Linked DNA regions of Mus musculus: region 1 is linked to region 2. The links are chromatin loops, found by intact Hi-C in ENCODE. Cell type or tissue: left cerebral cortex. All regions are shown on one strand.

What was found. Hi-C counts contacts between places; a loop is a spot of excess contacts. Peaks named below come from ENCODE experiments on the same cell type or tissue, not always from the same donor. Only the 100,000 strongest peaks of a DNase experiment are listed, where the experiment ranks them.
Region 1: it touches region 2 in a loop (2.3-fold over the local background); 4 of 42 quality-filtered maps call a loop at or near these places.

What each region holds. Positions count from the first base shown.
Region 1 is chr11:118,853,100-118,861,099 of GRCm38, reverse strand. All of the region lies in intron 1 of Rbfox3 (RNA binding protein, fox-1 homolog (C. elegans) 3), which reads left to right. Among named protein-coding and RNA genes, the nearest start is that of Rbfox3, 52 kb to the left of the region's middle. In left cerebral cortex, no CTCF peak of the experiment used is centred here; DNase peaks (open chromatin) are centred at 2,754, 4,601 and 7,268; H3K27ac peaks cover 6,224 bases.
Region 2 is chr11:118,788,024-118,796,023 of GRCm38, reverse strand. All of the region lies in intron 2 of Rbfox3 (RNA binding protein, fox-1 homolog (C. elegans) 3), which reads left to right. It overlaps Gm11750 (a long non-coding RNA gene), which reads right to left. Exons shown (of 3, transcript XR_001780387.2): 1 at 3,346-8,000; 2 at 2,819-2,875; 3 at 2,320-2,423. Among named protein-coding and RNA genes, the nearest start is that of Gm11750, 6.6 kb to the right of the region's middle. In left cerebral cortex, no CTCF peak of the experiment used is centred here; DNase peaks (open chromatin) are centred at 2,283, 2,969, 3,288, 4,404 and 2 more places; H3K4me3 peaks cover 325 bases; H3K27ac peaks cover 5,410 bases.

The sequences.
Region 1 (8,000 bases), 65 kb before region 2:
CTCAAAATGGCTGCACGGTGGTGTTGGAAAATCTCTAACCTTGAAAACGAGAAGCAGCTTGGCGGTCAGAGTGGTTCCCAGCAGGCCATTGCACACTGGGCTCCTGGGGCACGTGTATGAAGCAGGGAGGCCTGAAGGAGTCTGTGCCTGCGTAGACCAGGGTGGTGGCCATTGGCACATGGGAGCACTAGGCTGGTGTGAGCAGCATTGCCACTCAGCACCAGAGCACATCCCCTCAGGAGTGGTTCATCTGCTAGATTACGTGCACAGTTACAGTCTGAGTACATTAGATTATATGAAGTCTATTATTAAGATTAATTTCACCCATTTCATTTATTTTACTTAATTTAAAAAATTTAAATTTAAAACAAAAATGTTGAAATTCTTATTTATTCAGTGTGTGTGTGTGCATAAGTGTATGTGCATACTGTGGTATGTGCGTGGAGATCTGGAGGCAGCCCTCCAGTTTGGTTCTGTCTACCTGTTCCCAGGGCGATGGAACTCAGGTTGTCATATTTGGTGGATTTCCTATTGAGTCACATTGCTGGCCCTACTTTGAAAAAGATCTAAGTTTTACTTTTTAAAAGGTGGCTGTTAGAGCCAGTCATGGTGGTGCTTGCTTGTAATATTAGCCTGGGAGGTGGGGGGATAGGAAGTGGGAGGAGGCTGAGGCAGGAGGACCAGGGCTTCAGATGTTCAGTAGGGGGCTCAGCTGCTAGTGAGTTCAAGGCTAGACTGGATACGTGAGACTCTGTCTCAAAACAAAACATCCCACACCTGGAAAAACCTCCAGAGAAAGAAAGAAAGAAAGAGAGAGAGAGAGAGAGAGAGAGAGAGAGAGAGAGAGAGAGAGAGAGAGAGAGAGAGAAACTATAAATGGTTACTAAAAACTTAAATGCTGCTAGTACAGTATCTCTCCTGGTCAGATTGGTCTAAGCCTGGCTCTCTGACGTGAAGCTGAACTCCCTTGTACCTCAGGTTCCACATCCAGGAGGTGGGAAAACAACCACAGGTGGCCATTTTGTGACTCCTGCGTATATCACAGAGCCCTTGGTATTTCTGGCACTGGTGCCCTGGAAGTGAAGCAGCCGCTGCCAAGGAGTTCCCTGAGCCATTTATCTGAGTTCCTCCCGGTTAGACACCCCTAGGGGTTTTGAGAATTATACTTGTTTTGTAAATATCTGTTAAGAAATAAAAATAGGCCTATTATTTTATCAACCTTTGCAGCTTTGTAGCTTGGAGCACGGCACAGCAAAAGGCACTTTGAAAAGAGGAGGGACTGGAGAGACAGCTCAGGGATTAAGAGCAGGTACTTGTAGGCATGCATTTTTTTGCAACCTACTTTTACTAAGGATTCAATCTCTCCTCTAGCCCACCTCCCAGCAGAGGTAGTGGAAGAGAAAAGTAATTAGGATATGGGGGAAGTGGGCCTGTTCAGCAATAGTTCTTTGGGGGCAAGTCCAATCTTCCTTGACAGCAGCTCAGTCCCGTGGCAAACACCAAAAACGACTCAGCTGCAGACCAGTCCTCTAGGCAGGCAGACACCAGGCGTGAACTGGCAGCCACAGTCCAGTCCTTTCAGCAAGCAGACACCAGACATGAACCAGCAACTGTAGTTCAATCCTGAAGGAACCACCAGACTTACCAACTGGCCTGAGGTGGGGCCGCGGAAGCAGGGAGCTGCGGAGGGAACCTCATGAGCAGTTCTTGGGTGAGTGTCTCTCAATGGCTGGGTTGTCACAAGTTGAGCTCAACAGCACCATGAAAGGTAAAAACAATACTTGCGTGTCGTTAGGGAAGAATAGTGAGGCTGAGCAAACCAAGGCTCAGTGCTTGTCTCCCACTGTCTGAGGGGTCATATTTATACTCCTTCATCAAGCATTCTTTTCCGTGGCTGCTCCAGCAAAACATCCTCTCACCTGTGTCTGCTTCAGAGAAACTTTCCCATGTCTGCAAGATGCCCTTCACCGGTGTGCTCCAGGGAACCATCATTTGACACACCTGACTTTTCAAAGAAACTAGAAGTTTCCACTTCAAGTACTGCTGTTGCAGGGGGACCTGAGTTTGGTCCCCAGCACCCATTATGGGCATCTCTCAACAGCTGCAACTCCAGCTCCAGGGGCGGGGGAGTTGGAGGTAGGGTGGGGAGTTGGGGGGGGGGAACCTGATGCCTCTGACCCTCATAGGCACTTTTACTGACACGTATGTACATACCTGTGCACACCCCCATACACACATTCGCATAATTAAGATAAAAATAAATCTTGAAAAGGCTGATGCTCTGAAGTTCAAAGGCAGCAGAGAATACGGTACTGTTTCCATGAAAAGAAACACTCTTGTGGGGAAACTTCGCAGGAAAGCCTGTGGCCCCGGCCAACCTGATCATCCCAGGGAAGAAGGTCCACTTCCACCTCCAACACTAAAGCTATCCAACATCCAGCAGCCCAGAAATGGAAGCAAAACAGAATGGAGAAGATCTTCTGGAAGCTTCCTCCTGAGGAGTGACATCCTGACTGCCAGCGTGGTCCCTGTGAGGACAGCTGGCTTGGGGCCGGGAGTCTGGGCTTGTGCCCGCCCTCCAGGGCTCAGAGAGCCAATGCCAGGGCTCATGTCAGGGGGAGCCCACATTTCCTCTGCTTTCCTGGCTTCGGGTCACCTGAGCGCTGGGGATGAGCTGCCTCAAGGGACAGGCCTCGCTGCCCGCCTGCAGGCAGTTGGCTCTAATCGCCGCAGGCACTTTGCACTCGGCGCAGGGTGGTATATCCAGTCTCTTATTTTTATTTTTCCATTTTTGACATTGTCCTTCAGTTCCTCTTCCACGCTCCCTGTTAAGCTGTTAAATCACTCCATTTATTTAGCGTGAGTGTTTCTGAGTATTCATTTTTATCTTGGTGAAAACCAGGCTTGCTCATGGGCACATAATGAAATTGCATAAATATACCCTTAGCTTGGAATCTAATTTATTCTTCCTGTTCATTATGGGGTAGAAGGCCATTATGAAATGTATAACTTTTTTTTTCTCAGTGCTGGAATTGGAAGGCTGTGGCCTGGGCTCTTTTTATTCTGATGATTTCGTCCTGATTCAATTTAAAGCTGGTTAGGGCTCAAATATTGGAGCATAATTGACAAAGATCAGTGTGGGCTGGAAACCTAACATCAGGTGGCTTCCCAACTCTACAAGCATGTGGGTTAAGCAGCGGTTCCAGGGGAGGCTCTTGTGTCTGTGGAGTCCCGGGGACTTCCCGTCCTGCCCGGTGTAAAGTATGGACGTTCTGAATTTCATCCAATGGCAGGTGCAGGCTGAAAGGGTGAGTGCATCCCAGCCCTGAAACACTCAGAAATGCTTAGGCATACCTCTGGAAACACATCACCTGACCTACCACGACTTGGAGGGGTTGAGTGGTCTCAACCTGGCCGAGGTCACCAGGTCCTGCTGGAGTCCAGCTTCATAGGAACTATAGATGAAGCATGCAGGAGCGAGAGCTGAATGGAGCAGCATTCTGTGGGCTGGGGGAAGAGGATGGGACATCACCAGATGGAGAAGGCTGTGAGATCCCAACATGAGCTAAGGAAGTGGGGTGCTCCACCTAGCCCTGAGAGGCAAACCGGTGCTACAAGCCTTAAAGATAAGGAGCCATTTTGCTCGCACATACCCCACAATTCCTGGGGTCAGAACATCAGAAAGGTCCAAAGTTTAAGCCATAACCATGCTGGACACGAGTGCTTTGGGGTTGCAGGCCCGGTCCACAGGGATCCACTTAGACATTCTAGGGCGGGCGAGCAGACGTAAGTGACCTACCAGGATAATGCTAGGGACAGCGGGCACACTGGGTAGAAGCAGGACAAGACAGGCGAGAACCAGAGCTGTGGGGACTATGTGGCTCTTTTCCCTGGGACTGAATGACTAGGGGTGAGTGTATGAGGTGGGGAGAGCTACTTAAACTTCAGATGAGCAATGAAGAGATTTTGTTGTTGTTGTATATCAATGGGTGATAAAGTTTGCATGGGGCACACACAAAACAACACACCACCCTTGTTATTTTTTCTAAGTTCAAGTATAAAGGCATCAGTGTGTCCATTCACTGAAACAGCTGTGTCTACTTGAGAGAGAGAGAGAGAGAGCTCATTTTGTAATCAGTTCGCGCGTGTGTGTGTGTGTGTGTGTGTGTGTGTGAATACTTAGGTACCCAGGAAGGCCAGAAGTGGGTGTCAGATGCCCAGAGCTGAAGTGTTACAGGTGGCTGTAAGTTGCCTGATGTCAGTAGCACTAGGAACCAAACTCAGGTCCTCTACAAGAGCAGCCGCTGCCCCCTGAGCCATCTGCTCAGCCTCTCCACCCTCTACCCTAACCTCCAAGTCAGAGCCTCTCTCCAGAGACCATGGAGCTTGCCAAGTCCGTGAGCCTGACTAGCTAGCAAGCCCTAGGGCTCTGTCTCTGCTTCCCCAGCACTAGGCTTAGACCTTAGCTTTTCACATGTTGCCAGGGATCTGAACTTGGGCCCTCGGGCTTGCACAGCAAACTCTTTACTGGCCAAGTTGTCGGCACAGCTCCTTAGTCATCACCAAGTTCAACCACAGGAATAAGTCATCATGTGTTCACCTCACTGAGTCTTATAACAGGACTGTAATCAAGAGCCTCTCTTCCTCCCACCACAAACGTAACTCCCCCCGTCCGTTTCCTGGTGGGAAGTGCCCTCTTTACAACCAGCGCATATACAGTGTCAGGCATTGTGTGTTCTCTGGCACTTTCAGCTTTCTTAGAGAAAATCCTCAGAGTAGATTGCCAGGGCAGGGGATCTGCATTCCTTAAGTTTTCATTTAAAATGACACCTGGATTATTTAGAAAAAGTCAAGGATATTTATAGACATCTCTGCACGTCGGGGGATCCTCTATCTATAGCTACCGACATCAGGTATTATACCTTTGCAAGACATTTCTCAGGCGAAGTGTAGAAACCACCTCACCCTTTAACTTACATATGCCCAGCTCTGGGAACGCTCAGCGTCGTTTGCATTTTTTTTTTTTTTTTTTACCACTTGGATTTTTGTAGAAGCGGTTATTTGCATAATCTGTTTCTACAGAGTCTTATTTATTTCAGGGTGCTCTTTACATATAGGGGACAGTCATATTTTATTTGACACAGGGTAGGAATTGTTTCTAGCCAGTGTGATCAAGGCCATCTCGTGATCTTGGGGCATAGATCTGAACTCACGGGAGTGACTTTTGGAACCTCATGAGAATCATAGCCAGAGATCCTACAGGCCTATCTTTGCCTGCTGATCTTACCCTGAACTTTCTGGACCTGAAGAAACAGCATGTGACCCAGGAACCTGTGTTTTGTGGCGGTGCTAATGCTGCTGTAAGAATAATCTCCACACTTGCCCTCCTGCCCCATGTGCTTGTGGATGTGGTCATCAGGTTGTCCTATCCTGACTGTGACTTTGAGGTGGGAGGAGCTAAGGACAGATGGAAAGTTACAGAGTAGAAAGTAGACACATGTCTTCCGGGGAATGGGCAGAGACAGTCTGTTGCTGGCTAGCATTGCTCGGGAGAAGAGGGGATACCATCCTTCCTGGACATTCCAGGAAAGACCTGATGTGGTGGGTCACCATGTGTCTCTATGTGTCTCTAACCAGCCTCTCCATGGACGGGTCTTATTCGGAAATGGTCTTTTCAGATGTAGTCAGGTTAACGTGAGTTTGTACTGAATGAAGGTGGACCTAAACCCAGTTTATCTCAGAAGACACAGCAGACATTCAGAAGGGAGGCCAGGAGGTGGTGGAGGAATGATTTGTTTGGTCTGACAGGAGGCAGAGTGAAGGACCCAGGAGGCCAGAGGCCGCAGCCTCTGTGTGACACCCTTCAGAGCATTGTGTGGGGACAATTCCCAGAAACATAGGACCTCTTCTCTTTTTTGGTCTTAGCCATGATGGACTGTGGCCAAGGAGATAATAGAATCTCAGTGGGAGCAGAGGACAGGAGGCAGCTTGGGTCAAAGTTCCTGGCTCCCAAGAGCATCGCAGGATGGGGCTCTAGGTCTACTGAAGTCCTCTGTGTCCTGGAGTGGGCAGGGCAGAGCCTGGGTCCTGATGCCCAAGAGATATTCTCAATCGATGGGCCAGCTGGGTGGCTGTCACGGGGCTTCTGTTTGCTGCAGCAGCCGTGGTATCAGTTTCAATTGGCTGAAGCAGAGAGCATCATGGCAAGTCCGGGGGCATTGATCTGGCATTGATCTGGATGTTATATACACCCAAGGCTGTCCCCTAAAACTAGGAGTTCTGCTGCACCCCGAGGCCTGTTGCCCTGGCCAGACTCGGGAGCACTTGACAGGCTAATGTCTGTGTGGTCATATGGTCCCAACTCTGCTACATCCATCCCAGGTTGTTATTTTCCTAAGGGGCCTTCCCCAAAGCGCAGAGGGACATAAAGTCAAATAAGCCAGAAAACGACAACTTCCCAGTGCCAGGGATGTCATATAGCAGGTAATTCTTCTCTTGGACAGGCTGGCGCGAAGTCCCAGTGGATCAGGGCCTGGCCCAGCGATGGCTGCCGGTCGGTCCTCGTCTCTGTCCAGGACTCCCTTTCTGGATTTCCACACAGTCTCTGGGTGCACTTCAATCTCTGTCTATTCTCTGCCTTTTAAGCATGTTAGGCAGACCGCTCCTGAGCAGCTGTTCCATACTTGAGGGGTGTATCTCACTCTCAGCAGAGCTGATAGGAATTTGTGGGACCTCTCTGTGACTGTCACTCACAGCCTCTCACTGGAACCAACCCTGATGCTGAGACCCCCCTCCACCCCCCCAGTCTTAAAGCCTCAGAAATACCTTGGATGACATCATCCTTGCAGTGGGTCAGCATCTCAGGGTGACAAAGAGACATCCCTATAGAAAGCTGTGTCCTCAAATCAGATAACATTTCTGTTTTTTGTGACACTGCAGAGTTTGGACTGAAGACAGAGAAGTTATTTTTCCAAAGTCCACTTACATATTTAATACCTAGAGACAATTTTGTGTGTGTGTGTGTTGTGTGTGTGTTGGGTGTGTTGTAAAATTGCCCCCAAACTGTCCTCTGCTGTCTTTGGGCTAATTTGGATGTTACAAGATGACACTGTAGAACAGTTAGTGATCTGATACTGACATGGAGTTAAATGGAGAAAAGTTACAGAATAGGTTGTACAGTATGCTCCCACTTGGCACCAAAAATACATATCCTATGCCTGGGGAAGTCTGGGAGCATATATATGCGCAAAATGTTAGCACAAGTTATTTCGGGTTAGTGGGATTATGGGATATTTTTATTTTCTTCTTTTTGCATATGTGTAGTTTCTAAATCTTTCTGCAGTGAATATGTATAACTATTATAATAAGGGTAAAATTAGAACCAGATTTTGCCAAAAGCTGCTTGTACCCCCGGACCAGAGATGGCCCAGGCCACCCGTCTTGGGCCACAAAACTCCCTGCTGTTTGGTCCCTGGGCTCTCAGAGGCCCACCTGGATCTCTTATTGTTTTCTTCTCAGGTCTAGGTGTCCTGGGATGGGCAGTACATATACCAGACTGATTTAGTGGTAATGTTTCCGGATAATGTTTTGAAGACAGCCCTGTCTGACAAAAGAGAGGAGTCTCTTGGAAGCCTTGGGGCCCTCCCCCATAGGTGATGTACCTAGGTATGCTAATTTCCAAGCAGGAGCCCTCCCCAACAGGTGATGTACCCAGGTATGCTCATCTCCAAGCTGGACCATACTGCTCCTCTGTTCAATCATCAGCCAATGGGATCACGGGGCTTAGTCAGGACATGGCTGGGTGTGGTACATTGTGGCTGGGGTTTTCTGGGTATGCCTAGGGTTGTGTGTTGCCTGAGGAGGATTTCTGAGGGCTGGAGCAGAATGTCCCAGGAAGATGACATAGGTGTAATGTCCATCTCTGGCTACAGACGGTGGGCAGTTTGGTCTGTGGGACCCTGGGCTTGTCCTATAAAGGAAAGAGGCCATGTGGCAGAGAG
Region 2 (8,000 bases):
AGACATGCATCTGTCATCTATCCTTCTATCTGTCTGCCTGGAAGCCATTGATTTGTATCATAATTGTAGAGCTTATATTTAAAATGTTACCCCCTCTTCGTCTTAGCTATTATGGGGGCTCAGGCTGGGGAGGCCAAGGATCTGGGTCATGCTTCCTTGTGCTGGAGTCTCTCATGCTTCACTGGGGCCTCCTTCAGCTCTCCAGACTCAGCCAAACAGACAGCGAAGGTGGGATGGCGGCACGGGAACTGAAAGCCAGGGAACAGGTCTGTCATCCTATCATGTCATGACCTCACATCATGACCTCCAGGTCCTCACATCAGGAACCTGGGCGGGACAGGCAAGGAACTGAGGCTGAGACAGGAGTAGAAGAGGAAGAGGTGGAAGGGAAAGAAGGAAGAGGTGGGGAGGGGAGGGGAGGGGAGGGGAGGGGAGGGGAGGGGAGGGGAGGAGGAAGACAGCATCCCAGAGACCCTGCTCAAAGTCTCCACCCTTGTTAGAGAGAAGCCCTGCCTTCTGAACTACAGTCACAAGGAGCGTTGTTAAATGGATCATGGGAAGCAGGCCCTAGCTGCCAGAGTCTGGCAAGAAGCCAGGGGATCTCATACCATTGAGTGTGGACGACTGCTGGGACAAGGCCTGAGGCTGTGGGGAGGGGGGGGAGGAGGGGGAAGATGGGACAGGCTTGGTGACCACAGACAGCACACAGCTGGGATGCACAGTCCCTGGTAAGTGATAGATGGCTGGGAAGATGGTGGAGAGAGAGGGATAATAGGTATGTGGTTAGAGGCCTCACTTCCCCGACATCCATGTGCATGTTGTTGGTACAAGAATGATCTCTTTTTAGAAGAGACATCAGTTAGAAAGAGACAGCTGGCAAAGACCCACCCTCTCCCCTCTCCTAGCCCCGCCCATCAGTCCCACTTACACAGATACTCGCCATCCCATGCACCATGTGACCCAGGTGTGCACAAGGACAGCAGTGTACTGTGTTCACAGTGAGGCCAGCACAGAAACACCCTGCGGCTGGCTCCCACCTACAAGGTCTGATCCTAGGAGGTCCTTCCCACCGGCTGTGGCCCTCATGTCAGGTGAGGGGAGCTCTGTGCTTCCCCATCGAAACCTTTTTTCCAATCCCAATAGTTTACCCTGCAGCCAGTCACCAGGCCCCATAGCAACCAAGGCTGGCAACAGCGCCTGGCACCTTCGAGAAAAATTATCAAAATCACTTTCCTTTGGAGAGATGGGGTGAGGAGGCTCGTGGCTTCTCGTTACATAATAGAACAATCTCTGAGGTTCAGATCACATCCTCAGGCCGAGGGTTGATTGGGAGCTGAGGTGACCCTCCAGGTGCCGCGGAACAGCTGGTCTGCATGTGTTGTTGGGAGGCACCAGGCCCTGTGGGGAGCTGAGAGTGGAGGGAGGGGCTCTGCTCTCCTCTCCCCAGGACTGAGTGTGAATGGAAACCACACCTTCTCCTCTCCACCACAGCCTGCGAGGGGCTGGATTGATTGATTGCGCAGCCCCCACATCCATCCCTGGCTTTCAGGACAAACTCATATCACCAGGGGCTAGGGAAGCCTCGTGATTACCAGGCAAACAGTGTCCAGGGAAGAATGAGATAGATTGTCCAAGCCCTGGCTGGAGACTAGAGGATGGAGGTAGCCACGAGAGCCAGGTAGAAAACGCTAGCCAGGAAAGGCTGGCCCTGGGCTGTGACCCCACTGCTTAGACTCTCAGCAACCATGAGAACAGTTGATGTCTCTGGAACACCGACGTGTCTCCAGACCAAGCATCTGGGTGGGAACATCAGGCCAGGTTGGTACTGGGAATTATGGCAGAGAGACCCAGAACCTTCCCTTACAGAGGGCCATGGGGCAGAAGCCAGATCCAATTAGAAAGCTGCATGGAGTGGATACTCAGAGCGACAACGGAGCCAGGGTGGCTCCCTTGCACAGGTGCGACTGCCATGCCTTAAGTCAATGGCTCCGTGTCCACCCTGGACCAAGCCGATGAGAATCCACAGAGCCTGTAACCAGGCTACCTACAGAGCAACTCCATTATCGTTACCGTGGTTGGAGTCTGGGTAGGGCCTGTAAGGCTGGCAGGCTATGGTGGCAGCCTTTGGCCCAGCCGCCCTCAGGCTACTCTGGCTAGTTAACATGCAAGCAGTGCATCGCTGGGAGAAATTTAGATTTTTTTTTTTTGCATGTGCGCTTGCATGTAAATGTGGGTAGGTGCTGTCCTGATTGATGGCAATTAGCATTTTCTAACGGGAACAGATGTTCGGATTGCCAGGAGGCTGGTACCTACCGCCCACGCCGCCATCTGCTCGGCTGGGCAGGGCCGGGGGGAAGCAGCCCCGTCCCGAGGCCCGCCATTCCTTGGTGGTGTGTGCTTAACAGGATTGTGTGAGATTGTTTCTGGAGGGAAGAAAAATAATAATAAAGATGTTTTCAGGGTTATAAATAGTTCATGCTGTTTATTATGGGATGGAGCTCCGCTCTGACTAGCAGGCTGGGTTTCTGTGTGCCGTGAACAAAGGGATTGCTGAACAGAATGCAAAGTGCCAGCTCCATGCAGGGCAAGGGAGGCTGCCTAGGAAGCCAGGGTCGAGGGGCCTGAGACCCCAGAAGGACTGGAGGAGGTGGAGAGGAAAAATAGGGGGTGAGGTGGGGTGGGGAAGCAAGCCAGGGTTTTTATCCTTGACTTCTAATCCCAGCAAGCCAGAATTCATGATTACCCCACTTCTCAAGCCAATGGCAGGTGGGAATGGTCTCAGAGCTGGAGCCACGAACACGCCCTGGGTTCTACTCACCCACTGGCAGGTCCTCCAGCTCTTGGTCCAGGACCGTGGCCATCTGATTTCACCAGGCTTCGGCAAAGAGAAAAGGATCATTTGTGCACAGGGCATCGCTGTGCCCAGCCAGGCTGGTGGCCGAGGGCAGGGCCAGCCTTGCTCCCAGCTGTCTTGGGTAATGGGTAAAGCCTGGTTGCCTGGCACTATGCCTCTGGGAGAGTTTTTATTACCCTTCCCGTAGCCAGCACAAGCAGATCCTCCTGTGTTTTCTTCCTTTCTTTCTTTCTTTTTTGGTTTTTTGGCTTCTTAGAACAAAACAGTTTGTTTGTTTGCTTGCTATAAAAAGAGTTACTCCCCCCCTCCCCCGCCAGCACCCCTGTTACTGTCTGCAGGCAGCAACCAGCCTGCAGCCCCTTCCTCCACAGGCAGATGTCTGCGGGGGAGCCTGTCACCCATCCTCCAGGCATGGGGACAGATGTCCCATCTTTCTATCAGGGACACCCTTCCTCTGTAGGCTGAGGCACAGCACCCCACCCCAGGCTTACCGGGCACTTGCGTGCCTGTGCTATGTTCTTGGTTGATGCTGTTTTTGAGGCACAGTCCTCAGCCTCTTCAGATCTCAGGCATGCACCACAGTGCCGAACTTCCCGGCTCAGAGGATCAGGGCATCGTCATCATAGCCCGCATCTGTGCTGGAATGAGGGATGGAGACCATCCATGACATGCTCTTCCAGGCCACTGCTCACATTTCCCCCTGTGTCTTCCTGGCTGCTTGTCTACTCTGCTGTGGTAGACACACAGTGGCTTAGAGAGAGGATGTGACTGGGCCCCTTAGTGGGAGGGGGGAAGGTTTCCTGGCATGACCCCGTGTCTGGAGTACTTGGTGCTTATGTCTTCCTACCTGGGTTTTCTGATCCAAGGCCAGCAAAGCTGCTCTCAAGTTCCCTATTGGAGGCTCTGCCAGGAGCTCAGGGTTCAGCAAGGAGGGGTTATTTGCAAGGAGCAGCAGCTGCTGCTGGAGGGGTAGTGGTACCATGGGGGGGGGGGGTCCTATGGCATCACAATATGAAGGACTTGTCTCTGCTCCCTCTCTACCTAGAGGTGGACATAGGCCCACAGTCCCCAAAGAAGCAGATAGCAGATTTCCCAATGTCTAGGTAAAAGGGAACCTTTGTGAGCTGTCAATACAGAAGCCAGTGGCTTGGGTTTGCCTTTGCCTTTGGGAACACAGAAATGTGCACAGGCACGGTCTGATTTCCTGTTATACCATCGACTTGCGTTCATTGCTTACAGCTATCTTTCTTCTCCACCAAGGCACTGTCTGCATCTGGGCTCTGATGCCCCATTGTTGTGGGGAGCTATGTTAGGCACTGCAGAACACTGAGCTATGTACCCACAGGTTCTACGTAGGAGAAGCCAGTACCCAGCCCACCTCATAGGCTATGACACCCAAGGGTTTCTCCAAGCAAGGCTATGCTGTTCAAGTGGTGAACCCCTGCTGGCATATCCCTGGTGACCCCACTCCTGACACCTGGGTTCCCTGTCCCACTCTCTGTATCCACACGAGCTTTTCATCTCAGAAGCGGCCCTCCCTCGTCTCCTCCCAGCAGCCTCTGTGCTTCACCATGGCATCATATTCCAGCTGACAGCTATTTATAGATCGCCCACTGTGTGCTGTCTGGAAGCCGAGGGCTGGTGGCCTTACCTTCTAGAGAGCAGAGAGACAGGGTATGTGTCAGATAGGTGGATTACACCCCAGGGCCGGCACAGAAGTCCCACCATGCTGGTGGCTGCAAACAGTGGCCTGTCATTGTTGTCTTGCAGTTCTGAAGAGCAGAGTGAGGGATGGTGGGATGGCTTCTGCAGGCTTAAAGGAAGGGTGCCCTTCCACCCACTGCAGCCGTGTGTTCCTTGGCTTGCAGCTGCCTCCTTCCTGAGTCTGTCTCCATTGTCCTTACACAACCCAATAGCCTGTGCCTAACCCCCAGACCACCTCTCCCTTCTTTTCCTCAGTGGATTTTGAGACAGGTCGTTGCTATGTAGCCAAGACCTCCTCTGCGTGTCCGAGCTTACGGAAGCCACTGTTCCAGGCGTGCGGTGACAGGCCCAGATCCCTCCTATCTCTTACACAGACACCAACCAGCCATTGCACTCTGCATCTGCGATAGCTTTGTTTCCTGTGGCTGTGACAAAATATCCTGACAAAGGCAGCTTAGAGAAGAAGGGATCTTTGCCCCACAGTTCCGGGCTACAGCCCATCGCTGTGGGGAAGCCAAGGCAGGAACCTGAGGGAGCTTAGTGATCTATCATCAAGAGCAGAGAGCAATGAGGGGGGCTCAGCCTGCTCACTCCTTTCATCCCGTCTAGGATGCTGAACTCAGGGTGTGGCACTGCCCGCATGGATCCTCCCACGAGAATTAATGCAATTAAGATAAACCCTCACAAACATTCCCAATGTCCTGCTTCCAGGAGGAGCCAGGTTGTATCCTTCTCACCCTCTGAGGCCTATGGGAGTAGGGTTGGAACAAGTCATGTATTATGGAGGTGTAAGTACAGGCAGTGTCCAGTTGACACTGTCTGGGCCCACCCAGATGTGCCGTTAAGGTTCAGTGGAGAAGGGACTGTATGCAAGGGGCCTCATCACCTTCCTTTCCCCTTCTGCTCTGGGTTCAAGAAGAACTGAAGCCTTGGAAGATTGTCTTTTCTTTCACATAACATTTTATTAAACCTTTGAAAATGTTACATGCATACAATATATTTTATCATAGACACCCCTAACACTCTCTCTAACTCCACTCAAATTGCTACCATTCCCTACCTCTCCAAATTTTAAGCCCTCCTTTTTATTTTCATAATAACTCACCAAATCTTGTTCGGGCTGCTCATATACACATAGATGTGAGCTGCCTGTATACTCATGGGTGTGGGCCGCCCATAAACACATGAATTTGGGCTGCCCATATATTCATGGGTGTGATCTGGCCATATATTCATGGGTATAACCTGCCTATATACACATGGTGTGGGCTGCCCATCTACACATGAATGTGAGCTTCCCATATATCCATGGGTGTGAACTGCCCATATATTCATGGGTGTGAGTTACCCATATATACATAGCTGTGATCTGTCCAGGTATTCATGAGTATGAGCTGCCCATATACTCATGGGTATGCTCTGCCTATATACACATGGGTGTGGGCTGCTCATATACTCATGGGTGTGACCTACCCATATATTCATGGGTGTGACCTGCTTATATACTCAAGGGTGTGAGCTTTCTATATACTCATGGGTGTGAGCTGCCCTCCATAGACGCATGGGTGTAAACTACCCATATACACATAAGTGTGAGCTTTACATATACTCATGGGTTTGACATGCCCATATACTCATGAATATGAGCTACCCATATACTCATGGGTGTGCACTGCCTATATACTCATCGGTGTGGGGCCATCTACTGGAGTGAAGCTGACCTACTAGGGCCACACATGGATGGCAGCAGTAGGAGGCCTTCACTGTAAGGCACTTAGCTATCTTTCCCCCTTGATCCTATTTTTCAGGCAGTGTCAGGCACAGTGCTTGGCTCTGGGCAGCTAAGGAAGCTGATTCAGGGAGCTGATGCTGAGCGCTGAGTAGGCCTCAGACCAGATGCCCTTTAGGAAGTTGTTGTAAGTCAAAGTGGACAGATGAGTGTCTGAACTCAGCTGACAGGAGATGCAGCAAAGGGACCAAGTTTTTATAAAAAACTGCTAAACTAGCTAGGTGGTTGTGGTGGTGCATACCTTTAATCCCAGCAAAGGCAGGTGAATCTCAGAGTTCAAGGCCAGCCTGGTCTACAGAGTGAGTTCCAGGACAGCCAGGGTTATACAGAGAAACTCAGTCTTAAAAAACCAAACCAAAGACCAAACCCTGCTAAACTTTACATGACAAAAATCAACCATCAGTTATTCAAAGTGTGTGACACGGTGCCACTTGGATAACTATGACCTCTAGTTCCAGAACAGTTTTCTTACCCTAAAAGGCAAGTTCACCTCTAGAAGTTACCCCTACCTTTCCAGCCTCCCACTTCCCCACTTCAGGCGCCAATCTACCTTCTCTCTGGATTATTGACCCCTTCTGCTTGTTTTACATGTATGAAGTCAAATCTGGCCTTTAGCAGCACATTATAGTATGTATTATAACCTCCCCTTTTCAACCCTGAGTAATACTCCATTACTTGACTATACCACATTCAACATGCCCATGCTGTTTCTCAATGGGCATTTGACCACTACAAAAGACCAGTCCTTTTAGGAATATTTCTATTTCCACTAACATATTTATGGAGTGCAGAAATAAGATTACAATCATAAGTCCCATCATCCTTAGCCTCAAATATCCTCCTGCCTGCCAACTCCAATAGAATTATCCCGATGACCACTTTGAAGAACCAAGTATCCCAATATCCAACACTGTGTGGAGGAACTTAATTCTTGGCCTTTGTGGTGTAGCCTCTGTTAAAGGCGATCTGGAAGGCTATGAGTTCTTGGCAAGGAGCAGCCTCAGCTTGGAGAGGGTTTCCTGAAGAAAGGGTGTTTGGAAGTGGCAAAAGAAATGACCTAAAGTCAGTTGTGGGTACAAGCTGAGAGCTCTATGGTCTTCTTGAGATGACTCTCCAGACAGTTCTCCAGAGATCTCCAGACAGCTTAGCTCTTACAGACCAAAGCCCAGTCTTTTATTTGCATATCAATTCAATTCTTCACCCCAGGTTCCCTTTTGATTATCCCATGAATTAACATTTTATGACAGTAGCTCCAGGACTTTTAGAAAAGACAGGAAGTACATTTTTTTAACATAGTAAATGAATTCAGAGATCTGCCTGCCTTTGTAATCATAGACCATAAGCTATCTGGGTGGGATCCAGCTCTGAGGTCACCATTCCCACCAAGCCTGGGCCTAAACTAGCTCTGTTCCAGGTTGACCTTGAACTCAGGAATCTGCCTGCCATTGTAAGCACAAACAATAAGTTTAGCTGGGTAGCATCCTGCCTTACAGTCACCACTCCCTAAATCTCTTTATCTCCTTCCATAATGTCTTTCTGACAAGCTGGCTCATAGCGCAGCTGCCTATGTTCTTTTGGGTCCATGGAACCTCTTATGTAGTAAATATTACATCCTTATGCAAAATATTGCATAATTGAGAAATTATACTTTCT